Linked DNA regions of Homo sapiens: region 2 is linked to region 1. A link is a loop called in an ENCODE intact Hi-C map of the cell type or tissue named here. Cell type or tissue: Caco-2. All regions are shown on one strand. Links, peaks and the distances in the headings refer to the core of each region. The heading gives the core; the rest is flanking DNA. Region 1 overlaps LOC107986749 (a long non-coding RNA gene). Region 2 overlaps AKR1D1 (aldo-keto reductase family 1 member D1).

The links. Peaks named below come from ENCODE experiments on the same cell type or tissue, not always from the same donor. Only the 100,000 strongest peaks of a DNase experiment are listed, where the experiment ranks them.
Region 2: it touches region 1 in a loop (2.3-fold over the local background); 3 of 110 quality-filtered maps call a loop at or near these places.

Annotation. Positions count from the first base shown.
Region 1 is chr7:138,164,539-138,173,695 of GRCh38, forward strand. LOC107986749 (a long non-coding RNA gene) reads left to right here. Exons shown (of 3, transcript XR_001745033.3): 3 at 1-947. Among named protein-coding and RNA genes, the nearest start is that of MIR4468, 45 kb to the left of the region's middle. RefSeq lists enhancers at 1-476, 4,631-5,501, 5,583-6,258, 6,957-7,076. In Caco-2, for the core only: no CTCF peak of the experiment used is centred there; DNase peaks (open chromatin) are centred at 5,043 and 5,953.
Region 2 is chr7:138,093,218-138,102,374 of GRCh38, forward strand. AKR1D1 (aldo-keto reductase family 1 member D1) reads left to right here. Exons shown (of 9, transcript NM_005989.4): 4 at 4,649-4,726. Among named protein-coding and RNA genes, the nearest start is that of AKR1D1, 21 kb to the left of the region's middle. In Caco-2, for the core only: a CTCF peak has its summit at 4,271 (motif pointing right); DNase peaks (open chromatin) are centred at 3,203 and 4,344.

The sequences.
Region 1 (9,157 bases), core at 696-8,695:
ACAGTCTCACCAACGCACCGCAATGTAGCAGTCTCTCGTTTGAGGTATCACCCTGAGTTCTCGGTCTCACAACCATGACAATTAAGGAACATGATCACCAAGGGTGAGGTTGGAGTGGAAGTTTAATAAGCAAAAGAAGAAAGTTCTCCACCACAGAAAGGGGCCCAAAAGAGGGTTGCCATTTTTACAGTTGAATGCAAAGGCTTTTATAAGAAACCAGTTAGAGCTGGGCATCTCATTTGCATGAGATGCGAATTTCTGGTAGCTCCACCCCATCCTCCTAATGCACATGTAGGCCCTTAGCTTGAGTTACTCCGTATTGCTTTGTTGCCCTTACTGCACATGTGTCAGGGGATGGAATTTTCCATTACGGGCATGTCTGGGCAAGTCACCTGTGTAGGCTTTCTTATCTGTGTGGCTGTGGGCATGTCTTAGGCAAGTGCCGCTGTGCAAGTTCCCTTATCTGTGCCTGCAGCTTGATTTTTCTGGCTGTTCTTTTGTTTGAAAAGATTCAACCAAGGACCCACCATAACTGCCTGCCTGACTGGTTTCTTCCTCCTTCCTCTCTCAATGATATCATTCTCCCTTTGTTCAATCATATTTCTTCATCAAACCTAGCATAAAGAATATACAAATTTATGCATTTGGGGGAGGTCTTCCTTTCCTTATGAAGGCTTCCATACCACGTATAAATAATATGTGTATGATTTTCTCTTGTGAATCTGTATTTTGTTATAGGGGCCTCAGCCATGAACCTAGAGATTAGTGAGCAAAAATTATTTTTTTCTCAAGTGTTTCTTGCTTGAGATGATTTTCTTATCCCCAAGATTAAAATATTATGTGTTTCTTCCATGATTTTTATGGTGTTTATATCTATTTCTTTAATCTTTCTAGAATGTACTTTTGTACATGCTGAAAGGTAGAATTAATTTTGCAAAAAGGAAAAAGCTACTTGCTACTTTTACTATAATTATAATTATATAATTATTATTAAGGTTTTTTCTTTCTTCTTTCTTTTTTTTTTTTTTTTTTTTTTTTTTTTTTTTTTGAGATAGGGTCTCACTCTGTCACCCAGGCTAGAGTGTAGTGGTGCAATCTGGGCTCACTGCAACCTCTGCCTCCCAGGTTCAAGTGATCCTCCAAACTCAGCTTCCCAAGTAGCTGGGACTACAGGCATGTGCCACCACAATTATTATTTCATTAGACCCTCTCTGGATCTTGTTCCATCTCTAATATCTCTGCCAAATGCTCCGAATCAGGTAGATATATTTAAATTCTAGCTGGTGCAAAGAAGGAATAATTTGAAAAAGAAGAAATAATTTTAATGCACATGCAAGTAATATACGTATTCATCTAGTTACTTGCATGCATTTGTGGCCAAAAGCCATGAATCATATAAAGAAGTAGCTGCAGCCAGGCACGGTAGCTCATGCCTGTAATCCTAGCACTTTGGGAGGCCAAGGGCGGGGGAGGGGGTGGATTACCTGAGGTCAGGAGTTCGAGACCAGCCTGGCCAACATGGTGAAACCCTGTCTTTACTAAAAATACAAACATTAGCTGGTCATGGTGGTGGGTGCCTATAATCCCAGCTACTTGGGAGGCTGAGGAGAATTGCTTGAACCCAGCAGATGGAGGTTGCAGTGAGCTGAGATTGTGCCACTTTACTCCAGCCTGGGTGAAACAGCAAAACTCCATCTCAAAAAAAAAAGTAGCTTCAATGCTGTTTTCAAGATACTTAAGCCAATTTGGTCATACACCCTTATTAGTTGCTTTATGATTAGCTCTCCAAAGCTTCCAGTAATTAGAATTTGGTGACAACCATAGAGACTTCAATTCCAAATGGTATGTTATAATGAAAGCAAATTTCAGACCTCATTCAGCCATGGGTATAAATATGTATTAGCAATCAGGCCCTCCAAATAGTCATACTACCCGTTTTATAAGCTTGATGAAGTCTTAGCTCTCTGACCTTTCAGTGTTCCCACAGAACCTTATGAGCGTCAGAGACAGGAGGACCATGTTCCAGCTTTGGAGCAGGATTAACTAACTCTCAAATGAGAGTCAGGTGAAAAATTCTCTCACTACAGTCTAGAATTTCAAGCCTGGAGAGATAATTCAAACAGTCTAGAATTTCAAGCCTGGAGACATAATTCAAAATGAATAGACAGGCTAGCTGGACTTTTACACCTCATTTATGCAAAGGCAAGAGTATCCATAAGACATTTTTATCCAATCCACATAAAATTGAATTCATTTTACCAGTAAAAAATCATTTCTAACATCCCTTATGCTAATTAACAAACCCCCTGGGATTGATATGAGATAAAGACGACTGGAGCCATAATCTAATCCTTCTGGAATGTGGCTTCTGAATGGAGAATTTCTTTTTTTGTGTGTGAGATGAAGCCTCACTTTGTTGCTGAGGCTGGAGTGCAGTGGCACGATCCCGGCTCACTGCAACCTCTGCCTCCCAGTTTCAAGCGATTCTCCTGCTTTAGCCCCCACCAAGTAGCTGAAATTACAGACATGAACCCAATGCCTAGCTAATTCTTTTTTTGAATTTTTAGTAGAGACGGGGTTTTGCCATGTTGGCCAGGCTGGTCTCGAACTCCCGACTTCAAGTGATCCACACCCACCTTGGCCTCACAAAGTCCCGGGATTACCTGCGTGAGCCACCAAGCCAAGCCTGAACTGACAATTTCAAATATTAACCTACCATCCAGGAGTATATTTTTCCTGAGAGAGTTCAGAAATATCACCCCAAAATATGCAGCATTGGTATGCTGATTACTTCAAACTGAAGTCATTTGGGAAATGCCAAACGCACAGAGGGGCTTTTCCTGAATTTCCCTTATCTGACTAAGTGCAGATTCTCCAGAAGGAAGCCAATTGTCAAGAAATGCTTCCTGGGGATTTTTATCTATCCGTGAAGATTAACACACAACAGAAGTCAAACCTAGAAAAAGCTGGAGGTTAGCACCTCCTACAGACAGGATATAACCTATTCTTCTGAAGGCTGATTCGTACTTTTCATAATCATTTACTCTCCCTAGGTTGCCTACATACTCCCCTTCCCTCTCTCTTATGAAGGGAATATAAAAGCTTTTAGGTCTCATTGAGTTATTGGGTAGTTTCTTAACTTCCATGTGATGCCTTTCTGCATGTTAATAAAATGTATATATATATTTTTTTCTCCTTTTAATCTGTCTATTGCCAGCTTATTTCCCCAGACTTTCAGCCTCAAATCTTCAGAATGGAGGAGAGGACTTCCTTCACCCATATATCCAAATTATGTAACTCCCTGATGGGTTCTCCTTGCCTGCTGCACACACAAAATCAACTCTCTGAGACCATGCCATTGCAGTAAAGAAAAGAGTTTGATTGACACAAGGCTGGCCACACCACACAGGAGACTGTTATCACTCAACTCAATCTCCCCAAAGGCTCAAAGATTAGGGTTTTTCCCAGGATCTTTTGATGAGCAGGGGCCTAAGGTAGGGGCATACTGATTGGTTGGGTCAGAGATGAAATCATAGGGAATCAAAGCTGCCCTCTTATGGTGGGTAAGTTCCTGGGTTGGGGCCACAGGACTGGTTGGCAGGTCCAGGTGGGGCCATCCATTGTCAGAAATGCAAAAACCTGAAAAGACATCTCAAAAGGCCAGTCTTAGTTTCTACAATAGTGATGTTGTCTGCAAGAGTAATTGGGGAAGTTGCAAATCTTACGACCTCCATAATAATGGCTGGTAATTATTTAGAATTTAAGCCCCTCTCATCCTCCTAACTTCATGGCCTTTCATTAGTTTTACAAGAATCGTTTAGTTTTGGGGGAAGGTTATTATCATTTAAACTATAAACTAAGTTTCTCCCAAAGTTATCTTGGCCCACACCCACGAATGAGCAAAGCCAGCCAGCCTGTGAGGCTAGAAGCAAGATGCAGTCAGCCACGTCCAATTTCTCTGTCATACTTTTGCAAAGCCAGTTTCAGTCAGGGCTCTTCAAATGCCCAACTAACTATTCCTAAGTAAAGAATGAAAGCAACTAGAACACATCACACCACACTATCCATGCTGAAGCATTTTAAAGTAAACGTAAAGATAATCTAATGTACAGACACCTTCATTTTTCCCATGGTGATTTCTCTGGGATATTGTTTTGTATTTCCCTGTCTGACTTGTGGCAACATCTGTATTTCTGTAATTATAAAAGGTAAGACTCACTATTTGACTTTGAGAGGAACATTTGAGACGGCACGGTGGCTCAAGCCTGTAATCCCAAAGCTTTGGGTGGCCAAGGCAGGTGGATCGCCTGAGGTCAGCAATTCAAGAACAGCCTGGCCAACATTGTGAAACCCCATCTCTACTAAAAATATAACAATTAGCCAGGTGTAGTGGTGCATGTCTGTAATCCCAGCTACTCTGGAGGCTGAGGCAGGAGAATCGCTTGAATCTGGGAGGTGGAGGTTGCAGTCAGCCAAGATTGTGCCACTGCACTCCAGCCTGGGTGACAGAGTGAGACTCAGTCTCAAAAAAAAAAAAAAAAAGAACATTTGATTAAGGCCTGGGGATTGCTATGGGAGCCCAAATCCACTTTTGTCTTAGCCTCAGCCATTATGAATAACAAACACCCTCTTCTCAACAGTCTGTGATTCCCATGGGGAGGCTGGATGTTGGGAAAGCTGCCTCTCTCAGTTTGGCTTATTTGTTGGCTTATCAGAATCTTCTAAAGGAAAAGACCTCTCCTGTTCTTTCTCCTAGGAGGAAAAATTACTAGTCATCTTCCCAAATGTAGCACCCTTAGATTGCATTCCCATAAAGATTTCTCTCTAGCTTCTGTATTTTCTCACCCTGTTGACCTTAATCAGTAACAAAGGCTTTTATAATACTACTACTGCATTGCCCCCGACCTCAAGTTTAGAAACTCCTTAGCTCCCTTGCCTCTGGGCAGGTCTGTCTATTGCATTGCACAAAAGAAGAAGAAAGAAAGAGTAGAGAAAGGAATGTCTAGCCCTAAGCTTTCTTTTGCATTTGTATGCTTGGTGGCCTCGGAATCCCCCAAAGCAGTCAAAGGTAAATAATCCTTTGGTCTTTTCTTCCTTTGTTCTCTGAACTGAGACTTTACTCCCGAGGAGATTTTCTTCTCAGATTAGACTTGGAGAGGTCTTTTTTTTTCTCCTTTGCTTAGATGATTTGAACTGATAATTTGCATCTACAAAGGCAACTGAGAAATACTGAATGACTAACACTCCCACAGAAGACTCTGTGGAGGCGCTCCATTCTGTAATCTTTCCTCTGCTCCAGGAGACCTCCAAAGTAAATGGAAACCAAAAAGCAACATTTTCAGGGCCAAGTTTATTTTAATATTGTCTCTGGATACTTCTCTTTACAATCAATCAGGTTTTAAGTCACCAACCTTAAAACCAGCACTCCTCTCCTCTGGTTTAAAAAAAAAAAATCAGATAATTTTAACAAAAATAAACAAACAAGACATAGGATTTTAAAAAAATTAACTCCCTATTACAAACAAAAGAAGGGCAATGTAGTAAAGGCTCAAGCGAAAATCTCAGCCCAGCCCACCCCACCCCTAATAGAGTTCCTCCATAAAGCATAGATTTTTTTTTGTAGCAAAATATATATGCACTTTATTCTCAGTGAGGTAAAGGAAAGCATTACTTTTCTTTGTTAAACCAGAATAGACTTTCCTAAGAGAAATAATACGACAAAACTCACTGCAACTGAAATAAAACATATAAAATGAAGAGATGACAAAGATGAAAGGAAAGCAAGCATTACCAAGGAAATCAGAACAAATGGAACAGAAGCAAAATCAAAGTTATCATACCCCCGCCAAAAAGAAATCCTATCAAAAGAAAACAGATAATGGATTGTGAAAGATCACCATACTGTGGGGGAGGGGGACGTGAACAAAGAACAGTGCTCACACATACCTTGGGAATAGTTTTAAATTCCAAACACAAAGGCAGCAGGGACCCTGCAGATGTGAATAAGCCAGCAGCTTTCTATTGAAGAATTTATGAGGTTCTCTTAGACCCTTCATCTAGCACCTAATAACAGTGCCACCTTTGCCTGAAAACTATCCTGCCTCCCTCAAGCATAGCCATCAAACACATCATAAAAGGAGAGCTTCAGGCTTCAGGAAACACCAGATAATGACAGAATTCTGTGAAAATCAGAAAGTATTAGCTTTGATTTCGTCAGGCTGACAGTACCGATAGACATGTAAGTTACACTTGTATTTAATAAGAAGCTTGATGAAATTCAAAATACTGAGCTGGCCATTCTCTTTCTCAGTGCAATTGAGAGTCGGCTAGAGAACATTTGCCTTCTGGTGATAATTATGTCGTTAAAAAAGAATCAGGCAAGACAAAAATGTTTCCAATTGAACATATATGTTTGCCACTGTTCATCTACAAATTTCACTAAGAATAATAGTAAAGTAGTAGGACTCATAAGCCCAAATGGCCAAAGAGAATAGGAGTGCGGAGGACAAAAGGCATCAACCCAAAACTGGGAGCTGGAATGAAGAGGAAAGATTGGCAACTGGTGTAACAGACCAGAGAGCACTGTTAAAATAATTTAATAGGAGGCAGTTAGGGGTGGCTCTGAAGTCCTAGGTTCCTACATGAGCAAACCAAAACCTAACCCAAATACATCTGTTTGTGTGTTTGTTTGTCTGTGTGTTTGTTTGTTTAAATAGAGACAGAGTCTCAGTATGTTCCCCAAGCTGGTCTTGAGCTCCTGGACTCAAGTGATCCTCCCAATTCAGCCTCCCAAGTAGCCAGGACTACTGGCATAAGCCACTGCACTGGGCTCTCTTTTGTAAGTGACTAGCTTAAAGGAAAATGAAACTGAAGCTTAACCACTCTGAAACTGCCATCTAACCTCAAACTCGAACTACTTTCCACTGGAATGATCCAAATATGGCTACTGCTCCACTTTCACCTACCAAATATTGTCTTGCCCTGGTTCCACATTTACCTTATAAAAGCCTTTCACTCCTGCGTCTTCTGTCCGGTACTGTGATCTGGAGCTGTCCAACCCACGCACTGCTGTTTGTTCAAGTAAACTCTTTAAAATTTTAATGTGACAGCCAAGCACAGTGGCTCATGCCTGTAATCCCAGCACTTTGGGTGGCAAAGGCGGGCGGATCACCTGAAGTCAGGAGTTCGAGACCAACCTGGCCAACATGGTGAAACCTCGTCTCTACTAAAAATACAAAAATTAGCCAGGCATGGTGGTGCAAGCCTGTAATCTCAGCTATTCAGGAGGCTGAGGCAGGAGAATCACTTGAACCCAGGAGGTTGCAGTGAGCCGAGATGGCACCACTGCACTCCAGCCTGGGTGACAGAGTGACACTCTGTCTAAAATAAAATAAATTAATCTGCCTCAGTTTATCTTTTAGCAGTTCTGAAATCAAAGTGCCTAAAAGGAGTCCACCCGGATATGTGGAAGCAAGAGGGAGTTAATGACAATGGATTCACAATGCTGAAGCTCGAAAATTCTGGGAATTTGAGGCCCCAAGACACCCCATAGGTGGGGTACAGGTGGGTCAAAAAACAGGAGAATTGCTAGAATCTGTTTGTAAAGTAATGGGATGAAGCAGGAAGGCCATAGCCAAAACAGTGATGACTCCTGTGTACAGAGCTGGCCTGCATGGGAGCCGCTGCATAGCCATGGCTCAGAGCTACCTGGCAGAGAGTGACTCAGAGATGGAAAGAGCCCCAAACTCCTATTCTGAGTCACCTGAAGATGGCGGAACTTGGAAAGCCACCCTTAGACCACAGCTGAGCCTGAGTCCTGCATAGGGGTGACCCCAAAATGAAATCAATAGGAAGATATTATGGCCAGAAACATGCAGGCCTGTCAGATTTTCATTCTGATAGTGTGGTATTAGGTTTCTGCCTATAGGTCCTGGCTCATAACTCCCATAACCCTTGTTTCAGTAAACAGAATCTTGCTCTCCGGCTGGGCGCAGTGGCTCACGCCTGTAATCCCAACACTTTGGGAGGCCAAGGCGGGCGGATTACCTGAGGTCAGGAGTTCGAGATCAACCTGGGTAACACGGTGAAACCCTGTCTCTATTAAAAATACAAAATTAACTGGGCGTGGTGGCACATGCCTGTAATCCCAGCTACTTGGGAGGCTGAGGCAGGAGAATCACTTGAACCTGGGAGGCGGAGGATGCAGTGAGCCGAGATCGCACCATTGCACTCCAGCCTGGGCAACAAGAGTTAATCTCTATCTCACCAAACAACAACAACAAAAAAGCCAGAATCTTGCTCTCTGACCTTCTCCTTGACCTCTTTGCACCTGCCCAAGGCAGAACTCTCATGTGACTATGGGTCATGAGACCCTCATTTCAGAAGGGGTTCTGCCCTGTACTCTGGAAGAAGGAATACTGCCCATAGAGGCCAAGAAGAATCTGAACAGACAGGCCTTACTGGGTTTGGATCATACCCTGTTATTCAATCACATCTCTACATGGCTGTCAATTATGCCTATCCAATGAAGTCTTCATAAAAGGCCCAAGAGGACTGGCTTTGGAGAACCTCCAGGTACCTGAAAACATGGAGGTTCCTAGAGGGTGATGAACCCAGGGAAGCCTGGAAGCTCTGCACCCCTTCTCACATGCCTTTCCCTATGCATCTCTCCATCTGTACCCTTTGTAAGAACCTCCATAATACGCCAGTACCTGTAAATGTTTCCCTGAGTTCTGTGAACTGCTCTAGCAAATTAACTGAACCCGAAGAGGGGGCTGCGGAAACCCCAACTTGAAGCTGATTGGTCAGAAGTTTCTGGAGGCCTGAACTTGCAACTGGTGTCTGAAGAAAGTCAGGGTGGGGGCACACAGTCTTGTGGGACTGAGCCCTCAACATGTGGGATCTGAAGCCATCTCCAGGAAGATAGCACCAAAAGTGACTTGAATTAAAAGACACTCAGCTGGTGTCTGTTTCTTAGGGTATGGGGGAAAACCCACGCACATTTGGTCGCAGAAGTCTTCTCTGTTGTGGTGGTGGTGGTGTGAGGAAAAATGATTTGAGTTTTTCAAACAAATATGTAAAGAGTTTGGAAGTCATCACTCCCATCCTTACAACAAGAAAAGATGCTGTACAGACTAAATTTCAGCAATTCTTCTCA
Region 2 (9,157 bases), core at 741-8,740, 71 kb before region 1:
ACCATCACACCCGGCTAAGTTTTGTATTTTTAGTAGAGACAGGGTTTCACCATGTTGGCCAGGATGGTCTCGATCTCCTGACCTCATGATCCGCCCACCTCGGCCTCCCAAAGTGTTGGGATTAATTACTTTTTTAATAACATGAATAAAACACAAACATGTTGTACAGCTGTATAAAAATATTCTTTCTTTGTATTCTTATTGTATAAGCTCTTGTCTATTAAATTTTTTTTTAAACTCTTTTGTTAAAAACTAAGACACAAGCACACACATTAGTCTAGGCCTACACAGGGTCAGCATCATCAATATCAGTGTCTTCCACGTCCACATCTCGTCCCACTGGAGGTTCTTCCGGAGCAATAACACGCATGGAGCTGCCATCTCCTGTGACAACAGTGTCTTCTTCTGGAATCCCTCCTGAAAGACCTGCCTGGCGTTTTTTTACACTTAACATTTTTTAAAAGTAGAAGGAGAACATTCTAAAATTATGATAAAGTGTAGTAGAACAAATATATAAGTTGTATCCATAGTAAAAACAGAAATTGTTTACTATCATTATCAAGTATTATATACTATACATGATTATGTGTGTTCTACTTTTATATACCTGGCAGCACAGTTGGTTTGTTTACACCAGCAACACCACAAACATGATGTCACTAGGTGATAGGAATTTTAAACTCTATTATAATCTTATGGGCCACCATCATACATGCAGTCCACCATTGACCAAAATGTCATTATGCAGCACATGACTCTACTTAAAAGTGAGAAAATAAAATTTACTTCTCTGTGACTAACTAATGACATTTACATCTTTTTGGACTTGATAGATAATTTCTATTCTTATTTTTGATGGGTTCAAAGGCACAAAAGGTAAAATTTTAACAGTGAGAAATGACACAATATAGTGACATTACCTTCCAACTGAACCTATAATTGGGAAATCAATATTTGAAGCTTAAGTACGACATGTTTTTTGGTGTTTGTTTGTTTGTTTGCTTAAGGTAGGGTCAGCCGGGGACAGTGGCTCACATCTGTAGTCCCAGTACTTTGGGAGGCTAAGGCTGGCAGATCACTTGAGTCCAGGAGTTTGAGACAAGCCTGGGCAACATGGCAAAACCCCATCTCTACAAAAAATACAAAAATTAGCCAGGCTTGGTGGCATGTGCCTGTGGTCTCAGCTACTTGGGAGACTAAGGTGGGAGGATCACTTGAGCTGGGGAGGTGGAGGGTGCAGTGAGCCAAGATTGCGCCACTGCACTCCAGCCTGGGTGACAGAGCAAGACCCTGTCTTGGAAAAAAAAAGAAAAAAGAGTGGGGGGGCAGTCTTGCTCTGTCACCCAGGCTGGACTGCAGTGGTGTGTGGCTCACTGTAGCCTTGAGATCCTAGGCTCAAGCAATCCTCCTGCCTCAGCCTCCCAAGTAGCTGAGACTACAGGTGTGTGCCACCACACTCACCTAATTTTTCAATTTTTCTTTTGTAGAGACAGGGTCTCGCTATGTTGACCATGCTGGTCTGGAACTCCTGGCCTCAAGCCATTCTCCCACTTCAGCCTCCCAAAGTGCTGGGATTACAGGCATGAGCCACCATACCTGACTTCACATGCTTTTTGAATCTTAAGTTTTTTTAAACAAAAAATCTTTTTTGCTAAAATATTTTTAGCACTTTATTATTTTTTAAGTGTCAAGCAGACAGAATTTTAGCCAACAAAATATTAAAAATTATGACATGTTTAAAAGATAAATGAACAAGAATGAGAGTCAATAGCATAGATTTTTAAAGGGTTGGGTTATTCTTCCAATAATACCTGACTGTGAGGAAGAGGAATGAAGGAAAGAGACAAAGAGGCTTATCGGGATGAAAGGATGAGTAAAATAGGCACAATGGAAGGTCAAGGGAAACACCTAGAGGTATCTAATGTGGGTTCAGGCTTGATAACCACCTGATTAGAATCTGGGAAAGTAAAAATCACGTAACAGAATTCATGATGGAGGCATAAGGCCATTCAGAAGGTAAGTAAAATTAGGAAACACAAGGTAAGAAATATGGAGCAGAAATGTGGGTCATAAGTGTTGAGAAATTCAAAGTGCTTAGAAATCAGAGACAGAATGGATAATTAACATGAATAATAATGTGGCATCAAGGAGAAAAGGGACTGTTCCCTGCTCTCAGGGAGATGGGAGGAAGTTGAAAAGACATTGTCTTTCCCTAAAGCAGACAATGGGGAAAATGTTTTCCATAAAGGAAAACTGAGTTTCACAAAGGTGAAATGCTAGAGGAAAAAATTAAAATTTTTGTTTTGTTTTGTTTTGTTTTGTTTTGAGATGGAGTCTTGCTCTTGTTGCCCAGACTGGAGTGCAGTGGCATGATCTCGGCTCACTGCAATCTCCGCCTCCCGGGTTCAAGCGATTCTCTTGCCTCAGCCTGCTGAGTAGCTGGGATTACAGGCGCCCGCCATCATGCCCGGCTAATTTTTGTATTTTTAGTAGAGACAGGGTTTTGCCATGTTGGCCAGGCTGGTCTCGAACTCCTGACCTCAGCTGATCGGCCCACCTTGGCCTCCCAAAATACTGGGATTATAGGTGTGAGCCACTGCGCCTGGCCAAATTAGGAACAAATTTAAGAGCATAATGGATTTTGTCCAATTGCTTGATTCCCTTCTCAGTCTGTTTTGTGCTGCTATAAAAGCATGCCTGAGGCCTGGTGCAGTGGCTCACACCTGTATTCCCAGCAATTTGGGAGGCCAAGGCAGGTGGATCACTTGAGCCTAGGAGTTCGAGACCAGCCTGGACAGCATGGTGAAACCTGGTCTCTACAAAAAAAATACAAAAAAATTAGCTAGGTGTGGTGGTGCACACCTGTAGTCCCAGCTGCTCAGGAGGTTGAGATGGGAGGATCACCTGAGCCTGGGGACATCGAGGCTACAGTGAGCCATAATCATGCCACCGCACTCCAGCCTGGACAGCAGAGTAAGACCTTGTCTCAAAAACAAACAAACAACAACAACGGAAAAAGAATGCTATCATTCAGAAACATTTCCTTTAAAAGAAAAAAAAAAGAATGCCTGACACTGGGTAATAGATAATAAACAGAAATGTATTGGCTCAAAGTTCTAGAAGCTGGAGAGTTCAAGACCAAAGTACCAGCACCTCACTAGAGCCTTCTTGCTATGTCATCACATGCTGGAACGAGGAAGGGCAAAGAGCACAAGAAAGCACCCCTCCTCGTCTGAGCCCTTTTTACAATGGCATTAATCCACGACTGAACAACTCCCATTAGGCCCCACCTCCCAACACAGTTGCACTGGGGATTAAGTTTCCAACACATGAATTAGGGGGGACACATTTAAACCACAGCAATTCCCAATAAGAAAATCCCTATTACCAAAGTCAACAAAGACTTTCATCCTGCCAAATTCAATAGACATTTTGTCTTCCTATTATTTGATCTCTTTCAATACAGTTGACTACCACCTTCTTCTGTAAACATTTTCTTCTCATGGTGTTCGTGACATCTCATGACCCTCTCATGGTCTTTGGCAGCTTCTTCTCTGCCAGCTTCCAAATGTTGTTATGCCCAGTCCTCTACCCTCAATATTCTTGTCTTACTAGCTACACTCTCTCTATAGGTGACTTAATCCAATCATGTGGATTTAATACCATTTTACATGCTAATGACTCCAAATTTTATCTGTAGCCATGACCTCTCTCTGAGCTCTTGACTTCTCTGTTCAACTGCCTCCCTCAATATCCACTTGAATGTCTAGTGACCATTTCAAAGTCAAAATATCCAAAATGATATTCTGGATTCCTAGCCCCAACCTCAAGAAATGGTTACCACCAACCACCCAAGGCATCTGGGATCATCTTTGATTTCTCCCTCTCCCTCATTCCCACCACCCCACCTCATTTCCAAGCCAACATTAAGGCATGCTGGCTCTACTACTCATTCATGTGCTAATCTGTTCCCTTCTTTTCCTCTCTACTGCAGTTGCCCCAGTCCCAGACACCATCAGCTCTCCCCTATTGCATACAGCCCGTTAGGTTGATTTCCCCAGAAGCAGACCCTGAGATGAAGAGAATGCATACAAGAGTGATTTATTTCGAAGTACTGTTAAGGGAGTGGGGAAATGTGGCTGAAAAATAAGAGGTTAAGCAGATGTGAGGTAGAAATCAGAGTCCTACAGAGAGCAACTTAGGCTAAATGTCACAGAAAGCTCTGGAGACAAAGTTGTTCACATCTCAGAATTACACAGTCACAAGGCAAAGAAACAAATATTGATACTTGTAACTTTAGTTCAAAGGCTGTCCCAGCAGGGGGAGCAGGGTGTAAATTCCTGGGCACATCTAATTGAGTAGATACACAAGTCCCAGTAGCCTGAGGTCTGTCCTCTAACAGATGCAGGTGTCAGCTGTACAGAGTGAGAGGACAGTGCACACAAGACAGGTACTGGCATCCCAGGAAGCATGGGCAGGTGTCTTAATCCAGCTGGGCCGCTATGACAAAATACTTTAGACTGGGTGATTTAGAAACAATAGACATTGATTGCTCACAATTATGAAGACTGGGAAGTCTAAATTCTATTATTTAATTCCCAGATATAAATAAAATGAATTACATTTATTCTTTTTTTTTTTTTTTCAGCCAGGAGATGAAATATACCCTAGAGATGAGAATGGCAAATGGTTATATCACAAGTCAAATCTGTGTGCCACTTGGGAGGTAAGTTCAAATGTGCTTCTTATTTTAAAAGACGATATTTTTAAAACTGTGATCTGATTATTCCTGTCATATTTATGGAGAGAGATGCACCCTTTACTTTCAATGAAAAGTAACAGTCAGAACAGGCATTCCTAACCATAAGTACAGGTATATGAAATCTCCACTTCTGGGTACTAAATAATTCTTACTTTTGTTTTGCTGGAATGCCAAAGAAAAGAGAGAGGGGTGGAAGGAAAAACAGTGTAAACAAAATATGTTCTAATATAAAAGTAATTAAAATATATGAATAAGATAAATTCACAAATCAAAAAATATATATCAAGTTGTTAATATGATGCCTACAAGAAACAAACTTAAAATGATACATAAAAAAACTGAAAAACAGGCCAGTCGCAGTGGCTCACACTTGTAATCCCAGCACTTTGGAAGGCCAAGGTGGGCGGATCATCTGAGGTCAGGAGTTCGAAACCAGCCTGGCCAATGTGGTGAAACTCTGTCTCTACTAAAAATAAAAAAATTAGCCAGGCGTGGTGGTGGGCGCCTATAATCCCGGCTACTCAGGAGGCTGAGGCAGGAGAATTGCTTGAACCTGGGAGGCAGAGGTTGCAGTGAGCCGAGATCATGCCACTGCACTCCAGCCTGGGCGACAGAGCAAGATGCCGTCTCAAAAACAGGAACAACAACAAAAACCTGAAAAGCAATTCTGTTTTTTATTTCTGGGAAAGCTGCTGGCTCTTTTCCCAAGATCACAAGAGTAGACAACTATAGGAAAATAATAAATAAACCCTTATGGATTCGTGGTGGGGAGGGATATTTTGAACTTGTTTGCTTAGAGGTGGTGTGGCAGCTCCGACCTAGAGTAGAAGTCAACCCAACAAGCAGGAAGAAGATAATACAGGAGAGGATCGGTTGGTCCTTTTGCACTTCCTTCACCCCTGCCATAGCCTGGGAACAAATGTTGCCGCACAGGTGGAAACTCAGGACTCAGTTGTAGAGCAGCCTTGAGATTCTGAACTTGTGAAAAACTGAGGAAAAACATAAGTTACCCACTGACCTCTGGCAGTTTTTTTTTCCCACCGATGTGATTCCAAACTCCAAAAGTTTGGAAATTACACTCTGGTAAGTACCTCTTTCTATATACTTGCCTGTGAGGCAACAGCTGAAGGTCTGAGCTGTGGAGTTGTTTCGAGGGGCGAGGAGGAATGATTTATTTCCCAGTGCCCGGGGCTCTGTCCAAAAGAACACGCAGTCACTCCCGACCTCATTGGAGGGAATCAGGTTTGGACAGTTGGACATTTTGAACATTCTGTTCTAAGGGACTGCCTAACAGGATAGCCAGTATCCCCAGGAAAAAATGATTTCACAGCCCAAAGTAATAAGGCATTTGTTTCACAAGAAGACAATACATCTCAATTACTGATCCAATGTAAACAGAACAGAGAACCAGGAACTTCTAAATTAACCAATTAATATATTAGAGAACATAAGAAAAGATATTAGCAATATAAAACGTGAACAAACAACATTTTAAAAAACAAGCTAAAATAAAAATTAAAAAATAAAAACACAATGCAATTGGTTGGGATAAATAGAAGAAAATGGTCAAATTGAGATATCAGAATGAGGAAATCTCTCAATATGAAGAAGAAAAGGACAAGAATTTTTTAAAATATGAAAGAAAAGCTAAGAAATTCAAAGAATAAAATTAGAAATTCCAATATCCACACAACTGGACTCTAAGAAAAAAGAAAGAAGAAAAAATAAAAGGAAACAAGAAGGTGGGCATAGTGGCTCATGCCTGTAATCCCAATGCTTTGGGAGGCTGAGGCTGGAGGATCACTTGAGCACAGGAGTTCAAGACCATCCTGGGAAACATAGTGAGACACCCATCTCTACAAAAAAGAAAAAAAAAGGGGGGTAATAGTTAAAGAAAAAAAAAAACACGAAGATCTTAAAGGGACCATGGAGCACAAAAGAGGAAAGATGAGGAATATCACGGGTGAGGTGACCTGTAGTCCCAGCTACTTGGAATTCTGAGGTGGGAGGACCACTTGAGGCCAAGAGTTCAAGGCCACAGTGTGCTATAGTCATGCCTTTGAACAGCCACTGAACTCTAACCTGGGCAATATAGCGAGATTTCATCTCAAAAAAAAAAAAAAAAAAAAAAAAAAAAAACATAAAGAGAAAATGTTAAAACTTCCAGAGCATAATAAATAATCCAATAAAGAAGGCAAAATGGAATAACAAAAATAATCAATCCAAGACAAAGCAGAAAAAAAAAGAAAAGGGGCAATAAACAGATGAGAAAAGTAGCAAATAAAGGGCAAGATGGGAGATTTAAACTCACTAATATCAATAATTGCAGTATATATAAATGGTCTAAGCACCCCAATTAAAAGGCATAGATTATCAGAATGGATATAAACCAAGTCCCACTATACATTATACACAAGAAATCCATCTTAAATAAAAAGTCACCAACAGGTTAAAAGCAAAAGTCTTTCAAAAAGCAAAAGGATAGAAAAAGATATATTAGGCTAACACTAGTAAAAATAAAGCTGCAGTCGCTATTTTAATATCAACAAATACTTCAGAGCAATGAGTATTACATGGGATAAAGAAGATTATTATATAATGATAAAGGAGTCAATCCTAAACATCTATGCCCCTAATAACAGAGCTTCAAAATACATGAAGCATCATCTAAGAGAACCGAACAGAGAAAGAGAAAAATCCACATTTATAGTCAGAGATTCTTTTTTTTTTTTTTTTTTTTTTTGAGGCGGAGTCTCGCTCTGCCGCCCAGGCTGGAGTGCAGTGGCGCGATCTCAGCTCACTGCAAGCTCCACCTCCCAGGTTCACGCCATTCTCTTGCCTCAGCCTCCCGAGTAGCTGGGACTATAGGTGCCCGCCACCACGCCTGGCTAATTTTTTGTACTTTTAGTAGAGACGGGGTTTCACTGTGTTAGCCAGGATGGTCTTGATCTCCTGACCTTGTGATCCACCCTCCTCCGCCTCTCAAAGTGCTGAGATTATAGGCATGAGCCAACGCGCCCGGCCTATAGTCAGAGATTCTATTAAAATGATATCATACTAAAATGATAAGTATACAGAAAGAGCTATAGGATATAGGAGATTTAAACATTATCAACCTTCTTAACCTGACATTTATAGAACACTTCACCAAAATATAAGAGTGTTTTCTTTCCCTCCCTCCCTCCCTCCCTCCCTCCCTCCCTCCCTCCCTCCCTTCCTTCCTTCCTTCCTTCCTTCCTTCCACGAGTCTCGCTCTGTAGCCCAGGCTGGAGTGCAGTGGCGCAATCTCAGCTCACTGCAACCTCCGCCTCTCGGGTTCAATCGATTCTCCTGCCTCAGCCTCCTGAGTAGCTGGGATTAGAGGCTCACGCCACCATGCCCAGCTAATTTTTGTATTTTTAGTAGACATGGGGTTTCACCATGTTGGTCAGGCTGGTCTCGAACTCCTGACCTCGTGATCAACATGCCTTGGCCTTTCAAAGTGCTGGGATTACAGATGTGAGCCACCGCGCCCGGCAACATAGGCCATTTTTCGAGCCATAACATAAATCTCAATAATTCTTCAAGTATTTTAATTATGCAAGGTATGTTGTCTGATCAAACAGGAGGCACACATGTAAATAACCCATAAGACCTAAAAAAATTAAAATCTTTATCTAGATGTAATTTATATATTAGCAACACACAATTGGAAATTATTTTTAAAAACAATGCTAAACATTAAATATTTAAAGATAAATCTAAAAGAATCTGTGCAAGAGCTATACAGTAAAAACAACTTATTACTGAAAGAAATAAAAGATGATCCAAAATTCAATGGAGAGATATACCATGTTCCTTGATCAGAATATCAAGATGTTAATTTTCCCCAAATTCATCTGTAGATTCAATGTAATCCCAGTCAAAATCCCAATAGAAATGGAAAACCTACTTCTAAAATTTATATGGGGCCTGGAGCAGTGGATTATGCCTATAAATCCCAGCACTTTGGGAGGCCATGGCAGGTGGATCACATGAGGCCAGGAGTTCGAGACCAGCCTGGGCAACATGGCAAAACCCTGTCTCTACTAAAAACACAAAAATTAGCCAGGCATAGTGGCGCCCATCTATAATCCCAGCTACTTGAAAGGCTGCAGCATGAGAATCACTTGAACCTGAGAGGCGGAGGTTGCAGTGAGCCGAGATCCCACCACTGCACTCCAGCCTGGGTGACAGAGTGAGATTCTGTCTCAAAAAAATAAAATAAAATTTATATGGAAGTACAAATAACCTATAATAGCCACAACAACTTTTTGAAAAAGAGCAATAGCCAAGCACAGTGGCTCATACCTATAACCCAGCACTTTGAGAGGCTGAGTGGGGAGAATTACTTGAGCCTAGGAGTTCAAGACCAGC